2 separate regions of the Homo sapiens genome follow, and region 1 is linked to region 2. The links are chromatin contacts, found by Hi-C or POLR2A ChIA-PET in ENCODE. All regions are on one chromosome and are shown on one strand. The core of a region is the stretch at or near the end of the contact, and the rest is flanking DNA. Distances in the headings are between cores, read along the strand shown.

What was found. A loop is a pair of places that touch in the nucleus more often than their neighbours do. ChIA-PET counts read pairs that join two places held with the same protein, here RNA polymerase II (POLR2A). Pooled maps may share reads with other maps.
Region 1: a map of naive thymus-derived CD4-positive, alpha-beta T cell shows a loop between it and region 2 (4-fold over the local background). The contact joins two enhancer-like sites. A Hi-C loop is called at or near these places in 1 of 168 maps with a recorded cell type or tissue (naive thymus-derived CD4-positive, alpha-beta T cell) and 1 of 50 pooled maps. POLR2A ChIA-PET finds 5 or more read pairs at or near these places in 6 of 52 experiments (GM12878, H1, HepG2 and 3 more).

What each region holds. Positions count from the first base shown.
Region 1 is chr3:52,075,550-52,080,755 of GRCh38, forward strand. POC1A (POC1 centriolar protein A) reads right to left here. Exons shown (of 11, transcript NM_015426.5): 11 at 1-436. The coding sequence ends at 338. Among named protein-coding and RNA genes, the nearest start is that of LINC00696, 13 kb to the left of the region's middle. RefSeq lists an enhancer at 2,834-3,753. Within about 2 kb of position 2,085, at least 5 of the 41 ENCODE cell types and tissues checked have a DNase peak (open chromatin) inside an H3K27ac peak, as active enhancers do.
Region 2 is chr3:52,036,530-52,041,428 of GRCh38, forward strand. No RefSeq gene overlaps it. Among named protein-coding and RNA genes, the nearest start is that of DUSP7, 18 kb to the right of the region's middle. RefSeq lists an enhancer at 3,447-4,016. Within about 2 kb of position 3,547, at least 10 of the 41 ENCODE cell types and tissues checked have a DNase peak (open chromatin) inside an H3K27ac peak, as active enhancers do.

The DNA.
Region 1 (5,206 bases), core at 835-3,334, 38 kb after region 2:
GGAGCCACCTCCTCCAGAGGGGGAGCCACAATCTCAGGACCCCGAAGGAGCAGACATTTTCAAGTGGCTCCTTTACATTAAGCAAAATGTGGTCCTCTCATTCGGGTCTGAAGCATCATTTGTGTGTGAGCCCGGCCCACTGGGGACCTCTGGCTGCCAGGTGGAGAGCCTCCTGGTGCAGATAGCAAGGTGGAGGGCAGAACTGCAAAAATCCAGGGCTCCAGTATGGATGTGATTCCCACAGAGTTCAGTCCCCTTTATTTACCCAAGTCCCATGGTACAAATCCCTGGCCTGCCACCTGCAAATCCACCGAGCTCCTGATTCCTGCTCCCCTGATCATGGTGTTGCTCTCTGCATGATTAGCTGCTGGTTCTCCAGACACTGCTTCAGCTTGTCTTCTGTCAGTGTCAACCGCTGCTCCAGAATGGAGACTGTCTGCAAAATAAACAGTGGTTGGGTCAGAACACAGAAGGGCCGCCAGGCTGCTCTAGGGACCCCCTTGGCCAGTCCCCACTTGGCTGCCTCAGCCACTGCCCAAATGCCAGCTGGCTCTTTCCACCCAGGGGTTCTGCCAGGCCCCTTGTCTCTGGTGCTATTGGGATAGCCCTTGCCTTTATGTCTGCTTCTCCTGGCTCTGGATGGCTGATCTATAATGTTTGTGGGCAGGGGGTGGGGACACAGTGAGGGAAACTAGATGGCAGGTCCCATAGCCTTTGGTCATTTCTCAAGAGAACCAAGGGGTCAGGAACCCCCCACCCTGGTGGCCTGGCATTTATATTGGAGTTCTGCAGCAAAACCAGTTTCCTTGTCTGAGCCAGGCACTGTCCATAAACAACTGGAGACCATCAACCACCTCCACTCCAGAGGTGAGAAAATTGCACCCACAAATGATGGCACTCCACTTGGGTCCTTCCCCTCACACCTGGAAGAGCCTCCCAGGCTGGCAGGGGACAAAGGCAGGGAGGTGAGTCCCCTGATCCCAGGAGGGTCTCTGCCTGTCCAAGTCCAACGAATACTACTATAGGATATGTCATGTGGGACTTCAGCCCAGGGCAATCACAGGCCATGACAACTTCATCTCTCTGAGCCCACTTTCTCCTCCTTCGCCCAGTGCGAAAGACAACCAAGCTCATGGCCTAGGTAACTCAGCAGCCCAGCAGTTGCTCACTCTGACCATGCTTGTCAGAGTGCTTGTCAGGCAGATCATGCTGCCTTCCTGAAGCTGGGCCCTTGCTCTCCTGGCCTCTCTTACACACCCAGCACAATGGCTCACCTGCGGACCTGGCTGCCTGGCCTGCCAAAGGCCCCCAGCTGCTGGAGCTGCATGTGCTTCATGGGCCAGGGCCAGTCTTGCAGACATAGCTCCCAGACAGGCTGGGAAAAGCTGCCCTCCTCCTCTGGCTTTGGATAGAGTGTCAGCAGAGGGGCAGCACTGTCTGGGAGCCTGCATGCTCCCCAAAGAGGGGCTGGACCAGAGCAAGCCTGCCCCACTCATCACTTGCGCGGGTTGGACCATGCTGGCCATGACGCCTTTGGCATCATTTCACTTCCCTCTTTAGGGTTGGCTGAGTGCCTTACTGTATGCCAGGCCCCTGCTGGCCAATGGATGAGCCCATGTGAGTATGGCAGCCTTGACTCCGGTACTGTGCAGCCCATAGGCATCAGGAGGGTCAGATTAACCTCACCCGTGTGCTTTCCCAAGAGGTTTTGCCCCCTTCCCTGGGGCTCCATGAAGTCCTGGGCCTTGGTCCAGTGGAAAGGAAACTTTCTTTCATACATTTAATAAAACATTGAAACATTTTAGAAGGGAGTCTCCCCCTTTAAGGCTGCTATAAATTCTTGCAGCGTCCGGCACAGACATTAGCTGCCATGGAGGGTGCTCCGCCTGGTGGCTGGCCCCTTCTAAATGGGCCAATCAGGGCTGTGAGGGCTCTGAACCCTCTGTCACTGGACAGAGCCTGGAAAAATTGCTGCCCATGGAACACAAACTGCACCCTAAGAGGCAGAGCTGAGCTGAAAGAGACCATCACATTCCCCCTGTGCTGGCCAGCCAGCCGGGGAGGGGGTCTGCAGCTCGTAAAAGTGGCAGCGGAAACAGCCCCTGGCTGGCCCGGGGCAGCATTCCTGGAAGTTTCCACTGGCTGCTGTGAAACTCATAGGGCCAAAATCATTCTTCATCCAGACTTTTTCCGATGGCCCCAAACTCAAGGCCGCAGCAGAGGAGCCTGTTTTTCCTCTTCTGCCTTTTTTTTTTTCTTGAAACTTTTCACAGGAACCCAATTTGCAAACGTGGAGATAGTGGGCCCAGAAAACGTGGGTGAGGTGCTGGGCCAACGTCAATACAAGGGACTCCACTTAGTTCCATAGGGGGCCCATACTTCAGCTCAGTAGGAATGTGACCACTAAATGTGTCTAAATTATTTGAAAAGAGAAGCATCACCTGTTTCACAACCAGCCCCCTGCATGAAGGGTGCCACCCCGTTGAGGCCTTCCTCTGAGAGCTTTGAGGATCACTTCACAGCACAGTAGACAAACAGGCTTTTATGAGGCCCAACACCCCTCAAGGCAGTTTCTCCCCCTCCAGCCTAGCTTCAGAGGAGCTGTGTCATCTCTGTGTTTGGTCTCAGCTTCCCCTGTTCCTTCTCTGCCAAGGTGCCTCGTGGTGGCCACCATCAGGGAGAAAGAAGTCCAACCAGGCCCTTCCCAGCACACGTGATCCCAGCTGCCCCCACTCTGAGCCAGGAGAAGGCCTGGGAGAGCAGGATGCTTTTTGGATTTCTGTACATTAGAATGCTGTCTGGCACTCTTTGCTCCATGTAGTTAAAAAAAAAAAATCCTACTTTCTTAAAAATTTTTATATTTTTCTTAAAAATCAAATTTTCTTAATAAAGCATAGGACCTCATTTTCACAGAAAATGGTGACTCCTCATAGACAGTGAAACATGGAAATCTCTTTTTTTTTTTTTTTTTTTTTTTTTAAGACTGAGTCTCGTTCTGTCGACCCGGCTGAAGTGCAGTGGCGCGATCTCGGCTCACGACAAGCTCCGCCTCCCGGGTTCATGCCATTCTCCTGCCTCAGCCTCCCGAGTAGCTGGGACTACAGGCACCCGCCACTGCGCCCAGCTAATATTTTTGTATTTTTAGTATAGACGGGGTTTCACCGTGGTCTCGATCTCCTGACCTCGTGATCCGCCCGGCTCAGCCTCCCAAAATGTTGGGATTACAGGCGTGAGCCCCTGCGCCCGGCTGAAACATGGAAATCTGAAATGCTGCTGGTGTGCCTTCCCTCTACAAGGGGAAGGAAGGGGTTCCCCCATGATGGAAATGCCCCACTGGGCATCCAAGTGGCAAAGTGGAGACACACTCAGGGCTGGTGGCACACACAGGCAGGAGGGCTGGCAGGCCACCTGCAGGGAGTCTGTCTGGGCCACAGGCCCAGAGCAGCCAGGACAGGCCATCACAGTGCCACCGTGCTTCCCCAGCTGCACGGGAGCTGTGGGAGGAGGGCAGGAGAGCATCTGAGGTGGCAGAAGGGGTGTGTGGGGAGTACCCCTGGCACAGACTGGTTTGGAGCCATATCACGTGGCCTTGTTCAGAATGTATATGATCTTTACCTGTCGGTTCACAACAAAAAGTAAGCACATCCCCACATACCCATACGAGGGTTCAGAAAATACATGCTACCTCGGTGTACACAGGCCACTGCCATTTCCACCTGCTGCCTAGTGGCCCAACTCCCAGCGGGGCCCAGCCAAGCAGGCTGCTCTCGTCGCCTCATGCTCCGTCCAGCCCGGGAATTATCCTGCTACCAGCGCCTGTCCTCACCAGGCTGGAGACAAGGCCACACCTGCCCTGGAGGGTGAGGAGGAGCGCTCTGCAGGCAAATACCTCTGCGGCCTCCCCGGGTCCACACTCCATGGCCTGGAAGCCACGACTTTCATTTATTCAAGGAAAAATGAGCGCTGACCTTCCAAACAGTTCCTTGATCACACTGCCTCTCACCCTGTGCTCTGTACAGGGGAGCAGGGGCCAGAGGTCTGGTCCTAGCCCCTCAGAAGGTCCCCAAAGAGGTACAGGCTGTGTCAGGTGCCAGGTGTCAACAAGGGAAACTGCTTTGCCTGACACAAGCGTCCATGGCTTCTGGCTTTGGGGCAGGGTAAAGGGAAACTGACGAAGGGGTTGAGGAGTCCAGGGCTCTGGCTGCTAGAGGGGCAGCCTGGGCAAAGTGGCCAGGAAAGATGGCCCATCTCCCAGAACTCCCTCTTGCTGGGGTCCAACTCTTCCACAGTGCGGCCCCTTCTGTCTGCTGACCTTGGAGAAACCAGGCAGCTCATTCCCTTTCCTTGGACCTGGTGCTACCCTGGGAACATTCTTAAGTCCTCCATGTAATTGGGGTGTGGAGCTTAAACATGAGGGGGACCAGCAGGAGGTCCTGGGACTGGGCTCAGGGCGGTTCACCCTGATCATTGACCCTCTGCTCTGTGGGCTTCTCTTGGCAGCTGACTTTCACGGGACGCTCGTGTGTGCCAAAAACTTCAACAAACCTTCAGCGTGGGAGCTTTTATCATCCCCATTTTACAGATGAAGAAACTGAGGCACAGTGAGATTAAGTAACTTGCCTAAAGTTACACAGCTTATCAGTGACAAGCCTAGGCTGTGAGCCTAGGTGGCCTGGCTGCAGTGAGCACACTAAAGCACTGGGTAGTGTGCATCTTGGCTCTGTCCCCATCAAGAATGCCAAAGGAGAGGCCTGCTGGTGTCCCATCCCACTTCCAGCCCTGATGCCCAAACTCAGGCAGCCTGAGGAAAGACTAGGGGATCCCTGTCCTCACCCAGCAGCAGCACCTGCTGTCCTGGTTTAGGCTGCCTGGCCTAGCTGCTCTGAATTAAATGAGCAGAAACTCCTACCTCAGCCACAGTGGGAATGGACAGCCCCCAGGGTCACCCACCCCCTCACATTGTCAGGCCTCATGTGTCACCTCCCCCTGAAAAGCAGTCTCTTACCTGGCTAAACATTTAGGTTTGGAATTATTACAAAGGTCATAAGGATAATTCATGTGAGCCATGAAAACTCAATATTATAGGAACCGAAAGGACATAGTGACAAGAACCTCCTCCTGGATGCACCACGAGAAGCTGCCCCAATCACTTCACTGTCAACGCTTCTTTCACTGGCACTTGTGCCACTGCAGCATTAAGTGATCA
Region 2 (4,899 bases), core at 2,297-4,796:
TGAAAGCCAGACTCTCAACTGTGCCGCAGAGCTCACCCCACTGGGATACTGCCATATGTGATGCTCACCACCTGGCTCGGCTGTGTCCAGAGCTTGCTTTTTTTTTTTTTTTAATACAGAATCTTGCTCTATTGGTTGCCCAGACTGGAGTGCAGTGGTACAATCATAATTCTGTGGCCTCCACCTCCCGGGCTCAAAGGATTCTCCCGCCTCAGCCTCTAGAGCAGCTGGGGCTGTAGGTGAGTGCCACCACACCTAGCTACTTTTTTTTTTTGGATTTTTTTTTTTTGTAGAGATGAAGTCTCACTGTGATGCCCGGGCTGGTCTCAAACCCCTGAGCTCAAGCAATCTTCCCACTTCAGTCTCCCAAAGTGCTGGGATTACAGGTGGTTTTCAGAGTTTTTGTTCATCAGAGGTCTCTGATCCTTACCACAGCCCTTGGGGAGGGGATGCACTTACTGCCTACAGGTGGCAGCTGAGGCCCAGAGACCGAAGGGCTGGATCACATACCGACCACTCACCGACACCGGGTGCCAGTGGACTGACACCTATACAGAGGGAGGTGCTCAGGAGGTTCAGGGGTGGAGACTGCTGGGCTGGGGGAAGGTGGGAGGAGGGGGCTGGGCTGCAAGGGGCTTTCTGCCTATGCCAGGCACTATCCCAGGCTGCTGCACTTTCAGCAGCCCCAGTATTTTATTGACTGAGTGGCAAAAAAGCTTTCAGCATAAACAGTGCCGTGTGAGTGTGGAACAAGGTCTGCTAGGCTGGCCTTTCGAAGCCTCCCTCTATGAGGGCCCTGACACCTGCCCCAGCTACAGCCCTGGCTAGCCTTGCCATCAGAGCATCATTGTACTTTCCTCAGAGTGCCTCTTCAGCAGAGGACAGAGTCTGAGGGACAGAGTAGGATCCCCTCCCAGAAACCCTCAGGACAGGCAGGGTGACTGCTGGGGGCCTGCTGGTGTATTCTGCCTAGCAGGTATGATGCAAGAACTTACAGTATCTGGACTGCCAATAGCCCTTTACAGGAGTCCAGCCAGTGTGTAGATGGGGAGACTGAGGCCCAGAAAGGCCAGGGACCTGGCTGCGGGCCCACAGCCCTTCGGGAGCAGAGCTGGAGTCAGGATCCAGAGCCTCAGCCTCCTGGCCCCGCCTAGGAACACTCAGGTCAGCTGTGCTTCGCCCTCAGGCCCCAGCAACCACCTCTGCCTAGTACAGCCCAGCTCAGGCAGGTGCTGGCCACCTTAGGGCCTGAGCCTGGGGCAGAGGCTGGAGTTGGCTATGTTGGAGCTGCGGCCCTGCCCTGAATCCAAAAGTTGCCTGAAGCCCCATCTCTCCTCCCATCACTCCCTGACGGCAGCTGCCGCAGATCATCTAGGGATCCCAGACAGGGCAACCCCCAGTGTAATGAGGCCAAACTCCCACTTCTCTCCCAGACATCTTGGGGTAGCCTCGACCTCGCTGTTCCTTGGATGGACACAGTTCAGCGGCTACCTTGAAACTGAAGGAGGTCAAAACTGGGCTCAGAGCTGAGGCTTTCCCCTTCTGCTGGGGGCTCGGCACCTAACTCTCTCACTGGGTCTTGGGCTTGACTAGGCTCGAGGAGGCTTTAGGCACCAAGGACTCTGAGGCTGGGGTGTCAGCAACACTGGCAGCTGGGACAGAAGGGGCCCTTGGCCAGGTCTGGACGAGAGAGCACCTGCTTCTACCCCCCACTGCCTGATGTTGGCCCAGGCTGAGCCCAGCACCCTCAAACCAGGGGAGCAGCCTCACCCCTACCATGTGCTCCTGGCAGCCTCTGCCAAGGAGCCCAGAGAGAGGGTGACAGGGCAGGCACGCTCTGGGGAGGCTGGGCTGGGCATTTCTTGCCAGCAAGTGCCAGGGCTTGAATCCCCTGAAGGGGTGAGTCTTTAGCTTTAGTCAGAGGAAGTGAGGCAGGGCAAATGGGCAATGTGTGTGTAGTGCTGCCGACCTGGCAGCGACCATGCCTGCGGGGATGGGCAGCCGTAGGGACTGCAGAGCAGGCCTGGCCCTGCAGGTCTCCGGCATCCATGCAGCCATGTCTGCCCTCAGTGGCTGTGTACTGCCCAGTACCCAGGGCGGTCACCCTGAGACCAGGCCCCTGTGGTGACCAGCCTGACCCCAGCTGCATCCTGACCCAGTTGCTGAGTCTCTGTTCTGCCCCTCACCTGCCGTGTGGTTTCGAAGGTCACTTGACCTCTCTGAGCCTCAGGATTCTCATCTGGAAAGTGGGGAAGACTGTGGAACCCAGACGCCCCTGGCTTCCCCCTCCCCAACATCAGGAGTCCACTCCTGAGTTAGAAAGAGCCCACCAGGGTAGAGTCTGCTGCGTTGACAGGGGGGCCCTGCTTCATTGAGCAGAAGGGGCATCTGGGCCCAGGCAGCAGGGCCTTCTCAACACAGGCTGCCCGGATGGCTTGTGCTGTGCAGATGGCCCAGGGTGAGCCCCCAGACCCATCAGCCTTGAGAGTCATCAGCATTCTCACGGGGCTCAGCAAATTGAGCTTCCCTACTCACCCCTGGGTGATGAGTTATCAACACTATTGCCATCTGCAGGCGCAAGGCTGTGAGCACCCTCCAGGAGGCCACCAGCCTGTCCCACAGCCCCTATTTCCGAGGATGTGGCTTGGGTCCTCAATGGCTGGATTCTCAGGCATTTTTCCTGACCCAGCTCTGACCATGCAGGGTGAGAGGTGCAGTTTCTGTCTTGGTCCCCAGACTAGGGTCTCTTCATCAAGAGGAAGACAAGGCCTCCCACGCCTCTCCCTGCTAGGAAGCCTCCAGCAAACCTTGGCCACATGGAGAAGGGAGAAAATGTGGGGCTCAGGGTCCCAAACCCCCAGGCCCTAGCAAAGGCAGGAGGCAGGGCTGGGCATGGGGAAGAGAGTCTACCCTGGGTAGAGCCCTGTCCCCCTGGGCCTCTGTACAGCCTAGTATCCATGGAGGGCTCAGGCTAGCCCAAGAGTGAGCAAAGATGGCCTTGGGCTAGCTCACATCATGGAAAGTCACTGGGAACAAAAGGCTGGTCACGGGCCTGGCAAGGACTCAGACCACAAAGCCTCTTCTATTTCCTGTCCACCATGGGCCAGGGACCCCTCCCCAAGGAGGCATTGCCCCATCCCACTTCAATGCTCCCTCTTGGGGACCAGGACTGGCTGGGGACAGAGACTACAAGTAGAAAGGCTTACACCTTAGAGTCACAGACTTGAGCGGAGCGTGGGGGCCCATCTCTCCCAGCCCCCTTTCCACAGAGGGGGACACCAAGGCTCGGGGAAGGGAAAGAGCAGAGCAGAGCCAGGTGTCTTCATAGAAGGCCAGCGGTCAGCCCAAAAGGCAAAGGTGTGGGAACTGAGGAGGGTCCTGGGACGGATGTGGCTGGGCCAGATGGGAGACCGTCCCGGGCTCTGGCCAGCCTGGGCAGTCAGCCTCCCTTCCCGGGCCCGGCTGGGTGGGGGCAGCAGGGCTCAGGCGGGCGGGCTGTTGATCCAGCCCGACAATGATGAAACGGCCCCTTTGTCCTGCGGCGCCAAAGTTGCTGTGACTGGAGGAGGCGTGACGTGAAAGGGTCATTGTTCCCACTTGGGCAACCACTCAGGGAGCTGGAGGACCGGCCCAGAGCAGGCTTCATGCCAGCACTGCAGCCCTGCCTGCTGCCTGTGGCCGGTCGGGGTATCCTGGGCTCCCTGCTCCTACTGTGGCCAGTTCCTCCCTAGGGCCAGGGCCAGCTTGGGCACAGGTATCCCTCCCCACCACTGTGTCCCCCTCCCTTTCCCTCCTTCCTCCTGTCTGGAATAGATCACAAATGGGGGACTCCACATACACGTGAACGCTGCCAGGTCGGACGCCTGCAGGCACCAAGGAGAGCTGGCGGGTGGGGGGTAAAGAAGGTGCTTTATCCTGGGACAAGGAAACATGCCAGTGACATTCACATCCTGAGGCTGTGACCTCAGGAACATCTCCTTCCCACTCCCACCCCCCAACCCTGGCACCTTGTGGATGGAGGGAGAGAGGGCCAGAGAAGGGAATTTGGCAGCCCTGGGCACCTTCTGGATAGAGGGAGCGAGGGCCAGAGAAGAGAAGTGGGTGGGCCCGGGCACCTTGTGGGTGGAGGGAGAGAGGGCCAGAGAAGGGAATTGGGCAGCCCCGGGCACCTTGTGGATGAAGGGAGAGAGGGCCAGAGAAGGGAAGTTGGCGGCCCCGGGCACCTTGTGGATGGAGGGAGAGAGGGCCAGAGAAGGGAAGTGGGTGGCCCCGGGCCATTCAGCACAAGCTCGTGGGCTGATGCCCAGGCTGGACTTCACTCCCCACCAGCCCCTAGACATGATGGACCTCCATTCTCTCTGGAAACCTGAGGCCCCTTCTCCATGCCCCCCATTCCTCCCTTGTCCCTTCAATCCACTCTCCCCTGAGCAGCTGTGCCCCGTGAAATCTTTCTAAAACCAAAACTTTATTGGATTCCACCCTAGCTTCAAACCTGCCATGCCACGTCCAGAGAAATCCCAAGCTCTTGTGTGGCATTCAAGGCCCTCCCTGCATAGCAGCAGCCAGGGCTGGGAGCCCCTGTCTGGATCCTCCCTCAGCCCCTGTGCAGGAACACAGATCACAGCAAAGACTATTTCATCTTCCCAGATCCAGCCTCCACCCTTTTGCTCTCACAGGTCCCGCCTCTTGAGTACACATTTTCCCTCCTCCGGGTCCCACTGCCTCTGGCCTCTGGGGCTCAGGGCCGGGGTGGTCAGGAGTGGCTGGTCTGGGCTGAAGTGAGAGTCTCCTTCTCCCCACCCTAGGTGGCCCACTGGCTTCAGTGCACAGAACTACTCTCCTCTTGGGCTCTCCACTGCCCCCAGCAGCTGGCATCAGGCTCAGCCTGACCCAGGCTAA